Regions from separate parts of the Mus musculus genome. Here region 1 is linked to region 2. A link is a contact called in ENCODE Hi-C data. All regions are on one chromosome and are shown on one strand. Each heading gives the region's core, a stretch centred on a gene start or an enhancer-like site at or near the end of the contact. The rest is flanking DNA. Distances are from core to core; before and after follow the strand shown. Region 1 has its middle 62 kb from the start of Gm33782. Region 2 has its middle 13 kb from the start of 4930459C07Rik.

Region 1 (6,997 bases), core at 3,097-5,596, 160 kb after region 2:
TTTTGTCCATACCTTCCATTCCTTCACATCACAGAGGATAGGACCAACCTGGACATCAAGGGACAAAGATCATTGAAATTTGCAACGTGAGACTCAGTGACATAATGGTCAGGGGGTAAGAATGAACCTGTGCATTAATACCTATTTGAATTATGGTCATGTGTGTTATAGATGTCTACTATAACATAGGTTCATGGTGAGGAAGGCTGAGGGGCCATTACAGCCATGCATGATCACATGTGGGAGGTTGGAATCCTGAACCATATCAAGGGCTGTGATACAGAAATGTTTGCAAGCCAGGGCTTCTGTCTACAGCATGCCCTTATTTAAAAGGAAAAGAAAAGAAAAGAAATTTAAAAAAAATCAGAGCAGTACACATGCCAGACAGAAGACAGGCTAGTTTACTTGATTTATAGCTATGGGTGCCAAGAACTCTTCTTGATATGTATCATCTCATTGAACACACCTGGGAACTCCAAAAAGTAGGAATTGCTAGCATCTTCCGTTCACATATGGATACACCAGGGCACAGGAAAATTTAAAAATCGGTCCTTAAAACACAAGCCTACAAAACTACTAGTAAGACTTGAACTGAAGCCATGTGAGCTCAAAGCCTTTTCTTCACTTCTCTGAAGGGAGAACTCTTACATGAACATCAAGGAAGGCATTTGATGGATCCGGACCTGGGAGACAATGGAGGTGAAGGGAAGGGATGGCCATGTGGTTGGAAGGTCCTTGGTAATTCCTCCTGTCTGGTATGCTGCCCAAATGGCGTGCAATCTCTTTCCAGTTGGTACCAGGGTGAGAATATCTGACAATAAAAAGGTGCTGTGTGTCCAAGGGACAGGCAGGTGTCTTTTTCCAGGTGTCTGCTCTCCCCACTTTGACCCACATAACTATCAGACACAGAAACACAGGTGGAAGATCAACTGCTCGGCATCTTGGGTGGAATTTTTCTGCTTAAAAGGAGAGAAAAAAAAAATGCAGAAAAACAACAGCTTCCTGCTATGACCTCATTCTGATTAAAATTCCAGAATATGTCTCTTATTTTCTTTCTGGTTCCAGCTGCCCTCCTTTTTTCACCTTTAGGTTGAAGCCAGTTTATTTAGGAGGAAACAGATATCAAGTACATAAAAGAGGGGTGTTGAGTTCTATCCTAGAATACTTTAGAGCATAACACCAAAGCCCCTTATCTAGTGGGTCCCTACTAACTAACTCAGTTTTCAGACAGATGGCTGCCATTTTCCCCAGGGGATGGTGTTTGGAGTTTCTGGATTAGATTTACTAGGCATCTTTAGTAAGTACTGTCACTCATTCTTCAAACATACTGACTATATGTGTGCTATAACACAGCCATTATAGAGAAGTTGATTTATGGACCTTCTGAGTTAGTACACCTGGAGGTGGAGACTTTATTGTTCTGTACAAAATAAAACAAAATACCAGAGCCTGAATAATTTATAAAGAGTAAACATTTAGTTCTCACAGTTCTAGAAGTTGCAAAGTCTAATATCTTGTTTTGTATTTTCAACTTTGTGTGTGTGTGTGCGTGTGTGTGTGTGTGTGTGTGTGTGTGTGTGTGTGCAGTGCCTCAACTGGCCAGAAGGGGTTGTCAAATTCCTTGGGGATAGAGTCCCAAGAGTTAATCATCTGTCCAACATGGGTACTGGGAACCAAACTTGGATCCCCTGTAAGAGCAGTACTTTCTCTTAACTGCTCAGACATCTCTCTAGCCTGAGAACTCTGATAGATTCAGTTATTTTTATGAGGTCTACTTCTCACTTCCCAGGCTGTATCTGCTAGTTGCAAGAAACCTACATCTCCACAGAGAAGGAGGAGAGTAGTGAGTCCTTTTAGTCAAGCTCTCAGCCTTACATAAAGAGGGACCTCATAACCTATTTACCTCCCATAGGCCCCTCCTCCCAATACTACCATCTTCATGTTCAAGCTATCTAGCAATGGATCTGAGAATTCACAAGTTCCCAAATACCTTGTACACCGCAAATATACTCATTAAATACAGAGTATGGGCTTTTATGGAACCTTACTTTGGTGGTGTGGCTACCTGGATGGTCAATAATTAGATGGAGACTCAGGTTTCCATACTTACTGACTTGGGGAGATTGAAGCCGTATTTATTTTTCTCTTTTATCTGATCATATTTTTAAACTTGCCGGTCTTGAACCTCGCTACTCCAGTACATGTCAGTCAAAACTCTACTTGGCTCTGGATGTCAGTTCTTGTTGCAAAGTGTGAAGATTTAGGAGAGAGGTGTTGCTTTCTTCTTGCAGCACCCAGCTCGCTCTTCTTTTGGTAATGACTGTCAGTCACAGGGTGACTATGGCAAGTCCTGTGAATGTTTCACAAAGACCCCAGATCCTAATCCCTGGAGCCTGTGAAGATGTGAGCTGGCAAGAGACATTGCAGGTATAATTAGGGTTATGAACTTTAAGATATAATGTTGTGAATGTGCTGGCGGATGAGACACAATCATATGAGGCCTTTAAAGCAAAGGACAGGGACTGGGAGGTAGCTCAGTTGTTGCCATGAAAACACAAGGATATTCTAGAAGCTGCATTAAGGGTTGGGGAATGGAGGATCATGCTTATAAACCTGGGACTGGAGAGGCAGAGACAGACAAATCCCTGAGATTCCATGACTAGCCTTATTCATGAATTTCAGGCCAAGGAGAAACCCTGTCTCCATGACACCTGAGGTTAACTTGGGCCTCCACACGACTCTGAATGGAGTCCCAGCAATGAAGCTTTTTGCTCTGGGACAGTCAGAGAGGCATATTAAAAAAGGAACCCAACACACTTGATGTTGGGGTGAACCAAAGCAGATTTCAGCTGGGAAAGGCTCTTAACTTATGGCATGCAAGGCATCAGGAGCCTCAGTTACATAGCTATCAGGAACTGACTTTGGACCAGGTTCGTGAGTCGCATGAACCTGGAAGCAACTTCTCCCTCCGAGAATCCAGTAAAGAAGCCAAGCCCACTAACACCTTGGTATGACCTAGTAAGCACGTTGCTTAGCGACAAATCTCATATTTTTTTTCTTACAAATAAATGGGGTACCTCTCTGAAAACACCAGCACTCCAGCCTACAACAACGATGTCCTTCCTTAATGGCTCTTCTGTCCTGGCGACTCCTTATGTCCCAGCACCTTCCTTATAACTATGAAGTCCTGACTCTAGGTGCACTAACTACCAAGTTCCCTGATATCTTTTCTCAAGTTTGATCTTTGATAATAATTCCCTAGATCCTTACGTACTCATCTCCCTCCACCCCTAACAGCAATAATCATAAAAAAAACCCAAACAAACCATTGACAGATACTTGTCAGTAAGGACGGCATGCTGGAATAATATACTATATTATTGACCATATATTATCGAAGAAGAAAATTTAGGCACAAGAAACCTAAGCAAAGTTTCCCAGGATCACAAAGTGTCAGAGGCAGTCACTAGGCACTCCTGACTAAAGAATAGGACTAGCCATTCACTCTCTGCTGTAGCCCCCGGTACTTAGTTCTCCGGCGAGTTTAGCTGCCAGACTGCCAGTGTCTCAGACATCCAGCACCCGGCTCTGTTTGGGGTAAGCTTTTCACCAGTTCATTTCACTTTGACATTTTGTACTTCACCAAGTGTGTGCCACTCCGGTGGTTAATAAGCAGCTGACAGGATCAACATAAACTGCTGGGTGACGTGTAAATTAGCAGCGCCTATAGGAACACTAAGAGAAACCACACAGAATTTAAACACTGTGACTTTAAAGGCTGCTTATAAGACCAAGGCCCTCAATTCCTTCAGTTCACTTGGGCTGGGGGCGGGGAAACCCCCCAAAACAGAGCAGCCCAACCACTTTTCCCTCAGCTGTGATGCACAGATGATTTCCGAGAAGAGAAGTGAACTTTCAGAGGTTTCTCGATCAGCTGCTGGGCGACATCCGGCATCCGGTCTAACCACGAATCTCAGATGTCATAGCAACACAGGTCACTGGGAACCCAAAATAGTCCTGCCCAGAGCTCTTTCCACTTCTCACTTGAGCATGTGCGGGAAAGGTGTCTGTCTGTCAGCCAGCACCTGCTGCTCTTCAGAGACTGGGTGATGCGCGCCGCCGCCGCTGCTGTTGTTTAATCAGCCTTGTCTATCCAGCAGCAACCCTTTCTAGACAAGCTCTTTTCCTTTTATCCACGAGTCTCCCAGACTCTTTCGGATCCACACGCACATGTGGTGATCCACAGGGCTTGACAATGTGTGAAATCCCCTCTAATCCCGGGCCCTTCCTCGCTTCACTCCAAAGCTCGATGTTTTCCTTTTGTAGAAACTCACTGGAGGCCTTAAGAGAGATAACGTGCAAGAAAGACTATTTGGCTCTTCCAGAGCTCGCTGTCGCCTCGCCTCAAGTCGCGCGTATCATTTGATCACAGTTCCTGGCTCCGTGTCTGCAGAGAGACACTCCGCTGCAATAAGCAGTTTACTCCTAAAGAACTCACTATTCTGCCTTCTCCTCCCAAGTGCTGGCATCACAGGTGTGTATCACCGCGGCCAGCTGACAATGCAGATTGGATTTGAGATCTTAAAAAAATTCACTGGGTTTTCCTGAGAACAATGTACATGTACGTCATCAAACCCAAGCTCTTGACTCTAGCTGCATATGTATCAAAAGATGGCCTAGTCGGCCATCACTGGAAAGAGAGGCCCATTGGACACGCAAACTTTATATGCCCCAGTACAGGGGAACGCCAGGGCCAAAAAAATGGGAATGGGTGGATAGGGGAGTGGGGGGAAGGGTATGGGGGACTTTTGGGATAGCATTGGAAATGTAATTGAGGAAAATATGTAATAAAAAATATTTTTAAAAATACCAATAAGGAAACGGGGATGACGGAGTAAAGCAGCTGAATTTATCCCGAGAGAAGTGTATTGTTTTAAGATGAGAAAGAAGGACATTTTGGGATGTGGGGGATGCTGAGTGCTTCATATATGCTGACGATATACTCTTTCCATAGAGCTACATAGCCATCCCCCAACAATAATTTTTAGCTGCACATTTCTATTGAGTTTAAACAGCTCATGCACAAAATTTGCTACAATAAGACACCACGAGAAAGTTCCCCTCTCTCAATTTCTGCAAAATCCTTCTTGGAGACAGATGGTCTCGGATATTCTGTGGATCAATCCACGTTTTTAATTTTAGTGTAATGATGATATAAAAAACTATACAAGGAAGCTATACCTTGCATTCTGGTCTGTCCGCAGTCTACCATTATGTGGCACAATGCTCTCTCTCAGGATGCTAGGTAGCACCAAGTTGCAGCAGCTGTCAGCCAGACGTGCGCTCGTGAAAGGTAACATTGCTCTTTTGCAATAGACACAAGTTATTAAGCTATTGTATTTGGTAGCGCAGGCTTGAGATGTTTCCAGCCTACAGTGGACTATGGGGATAGAGGAAAAACTCCCAAGAATGTTGCATCTGACATGGTATTTTTTCAAGGAAAGGGCGTCAGGAAGAGAACATACCATTAACTCCTAATAAGGGCAAAGGAAAAATGGACTCAAGGGGAGAGGGTTTAAATTTATGGAGTGTTGACTTTATGGTAGACACTTGATGTAACACTTGGCTAACTTTATTTTCTCAGTTTCTCCCAACAATCCAGTGGGGGTATCAACATTCCTCGCACCTATCACCACCGCTAAAACTCAAAGAGCAGCTCTTTGTCTCGGCTTTAACAGCTGCTGAGTGAGAGAGCCGAGGCTTACACTCTTGTCTAAGTTGTTTAGAGTACGCTGGGCAGTCTCAGCGTATTCCTAATGACCCGAGCTCCCTCTGAGCCCTGTGAAGTGAAGAGGAATAAGATGTATGGTCCGTACTCAACACCTACAGTTCTAGTCAGGAGACAGATCAAGAGAATGCCTTGGTAGGCACAAGAAAGGGTACAGAAGCCCACAAAAGCCATGAATCACAGAGGCCTCCAGGGGTAGAGGAATCCTAGAGGAGGATAGGCTAGAGAGAGGCTTGGAAGAAAGCTCAGGCTTTAGAAACACAGAGGGTCCATTTACTCTTCCAGAAGGGACTGTGTCAAACTGAGAATGCCTACGAGGAGGTCAGAGAGCGCAGTGAGCAGCTACCACTGTGTTGTCTATGTTAGCACAGGGGGAGTCCTCTGACACCCTTGTGCCTCACAGTATGGCCTAAGCTCTGATATCCGTAACCACTCCTCCCCCAGAGACTGTTAGAAATGCAGAATTCGGTGCCTGGCATCAGAAGCACTCAAACAGAATCTGCAAGATCTCCGTGAACATTTGAGAATCGCTAGGCTCAGTCTTTCCAGAGTCCTTCTTTTCGATGCATCACAAAGACTGAGCAGAATCCACAGGCCCTTTTCTCTGCCCTTTGCCCCACCCCTACCCCTTCTGCAGAAGCCTCCTTGTCTATCAGGGCCTGAGAGACGCTTCCTCTTAACTGCTCTACCTAAAACCCAGCATCCTCTTCCTGTCGCTTGAATGCCATGCTCTTCTTGGCCTCCCTCAGGGCCACTGATCTGTGAATGTCTGCCTTTGAGAATGCGAAGCAAAGCTATTGGGCACTCAGATAACTACAAAACAGGGTGACCTCTGACAGGAGCTAGTCTCAAGCAACTGGCCTGTGTATGTCGTGGTGAGCCTGAAAGAATACTGTACATCAGCATTGCTTGTGCTCCACAGGGCCTGTGAAAGGGCAGCACAGCCCTCACCTTGGAATAGGAACACCCCAGGCTTAGAGAAGTATCCCCAAACCTGGAGTGGGGCCTGCTGGCTCATCTGGCTATTTGGTTCAGACTTCTGATTCACAGCCACCATCCAAGAAGATTCCAGGTTCAGTAGAATTCAGGGAAAGAGACCCTGTGGCTGGGTGTGGCGTCATTCTTCTGTAATTCCAACATGTGGGATGCTGAGGTAAGATGACAGTGAGTTTGAGGCCACCACAGACTCCAGTTTGAGCTCCTGTTCTC
Region 2 (6,466 bases), core at 2,928-5,427:
GCTCCCATTTCTAGTTGAAATCAGTTGTTCAAGGTAGATTGAGAAAGGGGAAACTTCTGTTGTAGCATCAAGGCTGGCTCCTGAGGGCAGTGGAGTGGCTGAGCAGTGGCAATTCTTAGGGACCCAAGGATGAGGCGGTCAGTGTCAAGAGCAGCATCTATTCTTCACTGGTGACCAAACTAAAGGTGGGAGACCACACTGAAAGATGCTATTTGAATATGACTTATGTTCCTCATGGGCCTGGTTTCCAGACACACATATTTAAAGGGCAAATCCCTCAGCTTCCTGTAGATTGTGGCAATTACTCATCATCCTCGGAATAAATTCCTCTCTTGCTTTATGTCAGCTCCAGAGAGTCCCTTTGGTAGGCAGATGCAATCAACTATCATGTACCAAGCGCTGTATGATGGCAAAATCAGACTAAGTCAGTAAGGCAGACATGTACCTAAGTCAGATTCATGGTTCCTGCAGTGTGGGTCTGACCATAGACCATAGATGCTGTGGATAAGAAACAAGGAATGACAGTGTGCGTGATTTAGTTTCTAGGGGCATAGATAGACCAGTGAGGCTGATTAGAAACTCATCAATCAGGATCAAGTAGCCTGTTAAAAATAAATAAAGGGGATTAGCTGCTGTTGTTTTTACAGTATGGGCCAGGAATGAGAACCGCATCCCTTGAGTTGCTGACACTGGAGCCCGGGATTGGACAGGGGACACAGAGCTGCACCTGGAAACTGAGTGCTGAACCCAGCTTATCTTCTTAAAGAAGTCCCTGTTTCTTCTTCTTTTGTAAGTTTGAAAGTCTTAAGTTTTCCAAAACACTGTCCCAATGACTGTGGTTTTTGATTTCATATGAACCGGATAGAAGGTGTTTGGGGAAGTAGAAGCAGGGAGAGAGTCCTAGGCTCCTGATCTCTTTGGTTATGTAACCACGATCAGTGAGCTTGTATTCTAGGCCCACAGGATTCTCGTCTCCCTTTCAAACAACCCTCCAAGCAGAGATTATGAATTCAGTATTCTAGGGCAAGCCTATGGACTCAGTTTTAAAGCTCCAGAGTGATGGTGTTGAAACGCTTGACCCCAGGTGATCTGGCTCTAGTCCCAGTTGATGTCCACAAAACACAGTATCCCGCCTCTTTTGGGGAGGGGGATCCCATGGCAAGGCATCACGTGATCTGTCCATCATTGCAGGAGTCATAGCTCACCGCTGGAGTAGTGAGGGGCTAGAGATAAGTCCCAAGCTTACTTTGAGGATTCATTAAGGTCACTTACAAGATCTCGAAGGTATCAGTCAGGAATAAATCTTTCTGACTGAAAATCAAACTCCATGATGAAAAAAATCAGGTTGTATAACCCTCCTCGGCCTGATCTCTCTCACAGGCAGAGTCCACACGTTGTGCCCAGCTATCACTGAGGTCGGTGGGAGAGTGTTGTCTGTGATCTAAGCACGAGGGTGGACTCTATGGGGTCAGATCTGCCAAGTCATAACGTTTGAACATGGAGGGGGTGGGGATATTAACAAGTCATGGTGACTTGCCTGGTGTTGTAGATCAGGATGTCAACAATACTTAACGACCACCTATGACACATCACTATTGTGTAAGGATTAAGTTGTATCCTCTTTAGTCCTCCGTACAGGTCCTTGAGGCCTTATCTGTTTTTTTTTTTTTTTGTTGTTGTTGTTTTGTTTTTGTTTTTGTTTTTGTTTTTGATAGAGAGGCACACTCTGAGAGGGCTTGTGACTTTGCCAGTATCACAGACCCTGATGAGCTATTAGGGACTCGACCTGTAACTTCCTCCCTCTAAAGCTCAAATCTCACAGCATACGTGGTATGCACCAAGCATGTCCAGCTACACCCAAGAAGAGGTAAAGTTGCTACCCTCATTCGAGAATCAGTCACCACGACCAACAATTATTGTTATATTCTGAGTTATGGACACTGCCTTCATGGTAAAAGAGAAAGAGACTTTTAGATAAAGGGACAGATGCATGTTTTTTGTTTTGCCATGGGTTTAGATGGAAAGGGTGGCTACCTATGAGCCCACGGGGAAATAGGACAATCGCAATGAAGTCACTGTGGAGCTGTATAGAGGACAACAAAGGGGACTGTGAGAAGCACTTGGCAGCACGGGAGGCTTGTGTGCACATAGGCATTAAGAAAAGAACCTTATGTGCTCACACACTGCCGGTTCGCTGGAACATTAATTCACAAGTACTTAGTTTAGACTTGCAGACTCTTTCATGAGGATTGCATATCCACAGTAAATATAACTAGAATTAAACCTCGCCTAAATATTTAATATGGCAGGCCGTGGAAGATCTTCAATGCTTTAAAGAACTGACTGATACTTTTGATTTTTCTAATCATCGATGCTGAGAAGGCCATATTGCATACATATACAGCCCGAAGTACAGAAATATGTGTAAGGCCATTGTAAAACTTGCTGGAAATCCTGCCTTAAACCCAAGCAAAAGTTAATTGAATGGTGTTGTGTAGGAGCTCAGCAGTGACTTGGATAGCAACCATCAAACATTCAAACACAACATGATCCAAATCTATACTCATGGATGTGACACTCCCTGGCTGGGGCCAGATGACAGGAGCATCTTTGCTTTCCCTAATTCAGCTGTTAACATTTCTAGAAGAGCAGAAAGCTGTGCATATGATAAAATACAAAAAAAAAAAACCAAAAAACAAAAAACAAAACAAAACAAAACAACAACAGCAAAAAACCCCGCAGTCCATAGCGTGCAGGGCGTCTGAGCGTGATGGTTCAATGGACTAGTTGAGCATGATAGTTGGGATGAGTGACGGCATCCATAAGCATACAGGCTCCTGTGTGTTCCGAGCTGAGAGTACAGAGAAGCTGTGCGGTGTAACACAGGCGAGCCTAGCCTGAAGCACCTTGGGATTGTTACACAATTGAGGCTGAATTTATTTTTGATCATTGCACATCCAGGAGTCTTCTGCTATTGTCACTGTCTTTAGAACGGTCACCTTCAGCTAAGCGACCCTGTAGTGGGGTGACGACTTACAGTCAGACGAAGCTGGGCTCTGTAACATCTTTAAATATGCACACAGTATTAATACACCAGTGCAAATGCCTTATGAAAATAGAACATATTTACATATTTTACATTGCTAACCCCACTACTGTGGTGGCATGGGAAGCTGGGTAGCCAACTGATTTTTAATGTAAGATATTAGAAATACTGGCTTTCATATTCATATATATGTATGTATGTATATATATATGTATGTATGTATATACACACACACACATATAGTATGTGTGTATATATATCGTATGTGTATATATATACACGATAATATCGTAACTATACTACCTATACATGTGCATATATATATATATATATATATATAAACTAATTTGAATTGCTACTCCATTGACTAAGTACTTACGATGAATTGTATGACATACATCTCCAGACCCGCCCCCCTGCCAGCCCTGAAGGATATACCTCACTCATTTTCTTTTCTTTCAAGAAACCAATTTTGCTATCTTCAAGCAACCACTTCTTTTGTTGAAGCAAAACAGAACAAACAAACAAACAAAAAATCAACATTAAGATTTTCCTAAGCATTTAGAAACATGTCGAGCAGCCTGGGACATTCTGGAACCCTGTCAGAGCCCTGGTCTGTGAGCTAAGGAAACAATTTTGTTTGATAGAGTTACTATCTTCTGCAAAGGCTGAGTGTATATTATGTCGCATAGTCAGAGCACTGGGGGACACCCCCAGAGGGAGCTTGTGATGAGTAAATAACTTAGTAAGGCAAAGAATGGACACTGTAAAACCATTCCTTAATTCAAGGCCACGTGTTACTTTGGGATTTAAGGAAATATATTGGCATCTTCTATGTGATAAGATGCTTCAAGCATTTATCCTTAAAAAGGACTAAAACCCATTTTTTTTTCTCTCCTGTTTGTATCATTTCCTCCTCCTCCTCCTTACCCCTTCCCCCCCCCCCCAGTCCACTTTTCTCTCTCCCTCCCTCTTTCCCTCTCCCTCCCACTCCTATTCCCTCTGCTTCTTCCCCATCTCCTCTCCTCCCCTTCTATCTCTCCATTCTCCCTTCCTTCCCCTCCCCCTTCTTTCCCTGTGGTCATTGAGACGAAGTTCTTTTAACTAACATCCCATTTCCGCCAGCAGAGGGCACTGTTTGCGCGTTTAAGTAGATGTCTCCGCTTTGTTTTTCCAATGTGAACAGTATCTGAGTCACAGGCAGGCACGCTATTCGGCTGGAAAGATACTGGGGAGAAGGCCTGCCTGAGTGGTAGTGTTTCAACATCATTTTGCCGAACATTTCCTTTGTTCTCGGCTGCTTGGAGGGATGTTCATTGCAAATGCCCTTCTAGTTCCCGGTGGAAAATGTATGTTTTGAATGTGTGTTTTGAAGGCAATGGCATTGGGTCACTCAACGTCTAAATATCACAAGTGCTTCAAACCACTTTAGGTGTCAAATTCTGAATCAAGGTATCAGCCCCAGAGTAGATCGTCTTGCTCCGGGAGCATCATAAATAATTTCTGTAGCAGCATATGACATCATAAAGCAATCAGGCATTCCCTGTACACCATAATCGATGGACTTAGATGTCTTCGGATGGAAGGGTATGGTGAAAGACACTTTTCCTCTCACTGGACTTGAGCACTTTAGAATTAGTCAGTGGCTGCCTATCAAAAACGAAGTGAGTCACGTTCAACTTCCAATATATTGTGGAATATTTTCTCAAGAGTTTCATACACATCATTTATATAATATTGGATTATATATTTTGTGGTGAAGTAAGTACTTTTACATTTTTACGGCAATTATTTAAAAAAAATTAATCAAAGTGTAGATGAGAATGGCATACTTTAACAATGAAAGTCACGGTTAGTCAGATACCTACTTGACTTTCCCAGTCCTCAGTATCTCTCTCAGCTCAGGTATAACTTTTCATTTTGGAACCTGTATTTTAGTCCACCCCCCCACCCACCATCTCTGAAACAATCAGCTTGTCTTGCTATTCTCTAAGCTACTACTTTTAGATGTTAGCTGCTGTTTGACTGTAGCAGGAGTATGTTGCCCAGGGTTGTGTGTGTGTTTGTTAAAGCTCGGTCGCCAGTGTGGTGATGCTGGAGACAGGCACCTTTAAGAGAAGGTGGGGTAATTAGACCAAGGTAATTATTTCACACGGAAGGGATCAAAGCCATGTGTATGGGAACCCGCTGACTTCCTCTTAGAGTGGGTTGTTATAAAACATAACGCTCACCTTTCTCATGATCTGGCTTCCTGCCTCTGCCATGTGTTGTCTCTTTCCTTGCACTGGCTCCCCCACGGCACCATCTGCCACAGGGTAGCACACATAGGGGACTGTCACCAAGGGCCAAACACTCTAGGTTTACCCAGGGTTGAATTGTCAGACTCAAAAATTGTAAGCTAAACAGATCTCTCATCATTCCACAACCCAAGGTGGTTTGTTAGAGCCAAGCAAAGCGGGATTGTCTAATACTGTGAATTGTCCTTTTGGAATGTACCGATAGATAAGACTCTCACCTCTCTGTCCCTCTGCTCACCTTATTTCTGTCACATCTCTGTTGGTTACCTGTTCAGCTGTAGGAAGAGCACTTAGACCTTCCATGGTGAGCAGTCTACTCTGAGTGGCCTTGCTGTTCTCCGATGCCTTCTGCCGCCCAGGTTTAGTAAATTTCCTCTACACGATCAAGGTTACTAATGTTTTCCTTGTGCTCTCTGGGCACGATGATAACGTCTTTGTCTACAGTATGTGAACTTATCAATGGCATTTTCCCTGAAAGTCAGGGTTGCTTCTCACGGCGACCGATCGTGTGTTAGTTATTGTTGTACTCCTGTCTCTTACTATGGTGTGGCGTGTGTGCGCGCGCACGCATGCGCAGGAGCGCTTTCTTGTATTTCCATGTGTGGGGTTGCCTATGCATGCACATGCATGTGGAGACCTAGGGTCGATGTGAGGAGGCTTCTTTGATTGCTCTCTACTTTATATAAGAAGGCAGGGCTCTCACTGGCACTGAGACTTCACTAATTTGACTAGTTCCAGGGTTAGGTGGGTGCTGGGCCCTGAACTCGGGTCCTCAGGCTTGCGTAGCCGGCTTTCCTTCTACCCATCGACCCACCTCTCCTTCTTCATTTTCCTTTTTCTTAAATGCTGTTTGTCTTTCTCATGTCCGCATTTTTCTTTTTGTTTTTCTTTTCTTTTTCCATTCAGAGAGAGATCTGAATTATATAATCCCCGCTACCTGTCCCCCCCCAATTTCTTCTACGGCTGCTTCAAGACAAGCGTGAGTGCCCTACCACTCTGTAGCCATCTCCTGTGCTTCACTGATCTCCTTTGTCATCTGTGACCCCCCTTTCTTGGCGTCCCTTTTGCTGCCGTGGGATGTGCTCACACAGTCCGCAGGAGAGAGGGGAAGATATGTTTTTCT

The links. A loop is a pair of places that touch in the nucleus more often than their neighbours do.
Region 1: a map of CH12.LX shows a loop between it and region 2 (2.6-fold over the local background). The contact joins two enhancer-like sites. A Hi-C loop is called at or near these places in 2 of 37 maps with a recorded cell type or tissue (CH12.LX and T-helper 17 cell).

What each region holds. Positions count from the first base shown.
Region 1 is chr10:96,367,193-96,374,189 of GRCm38, forward strand. No RefSeq gene overlaps it. Among named protein-coding and RNA genes, the nearest start is that of Gm33782, 62 kb to the left of the region's middle. Within about 2 kb of position 4,347, at least 2 of the 3 ENCODE cell types and tissues checked have a DNase peak (open chromatin) inside an H3K27ac peak, as active enhancers do.
Region 2 is chr10:96,209,879-96,216,344 of GRCm38, forward strand. No RefSeq gene overlaps it. Among named protein-coding and RNA genes, the nearest start is that of 4930459C07Rik, 13 kb to the right of the region's middle. Within about 2 kb of position 4,178, at least 1 of the 3 ENCODE cell types and tissues checked has a DNase peak (open chromatin) inside an H3K27ac peak, as active enhancers do.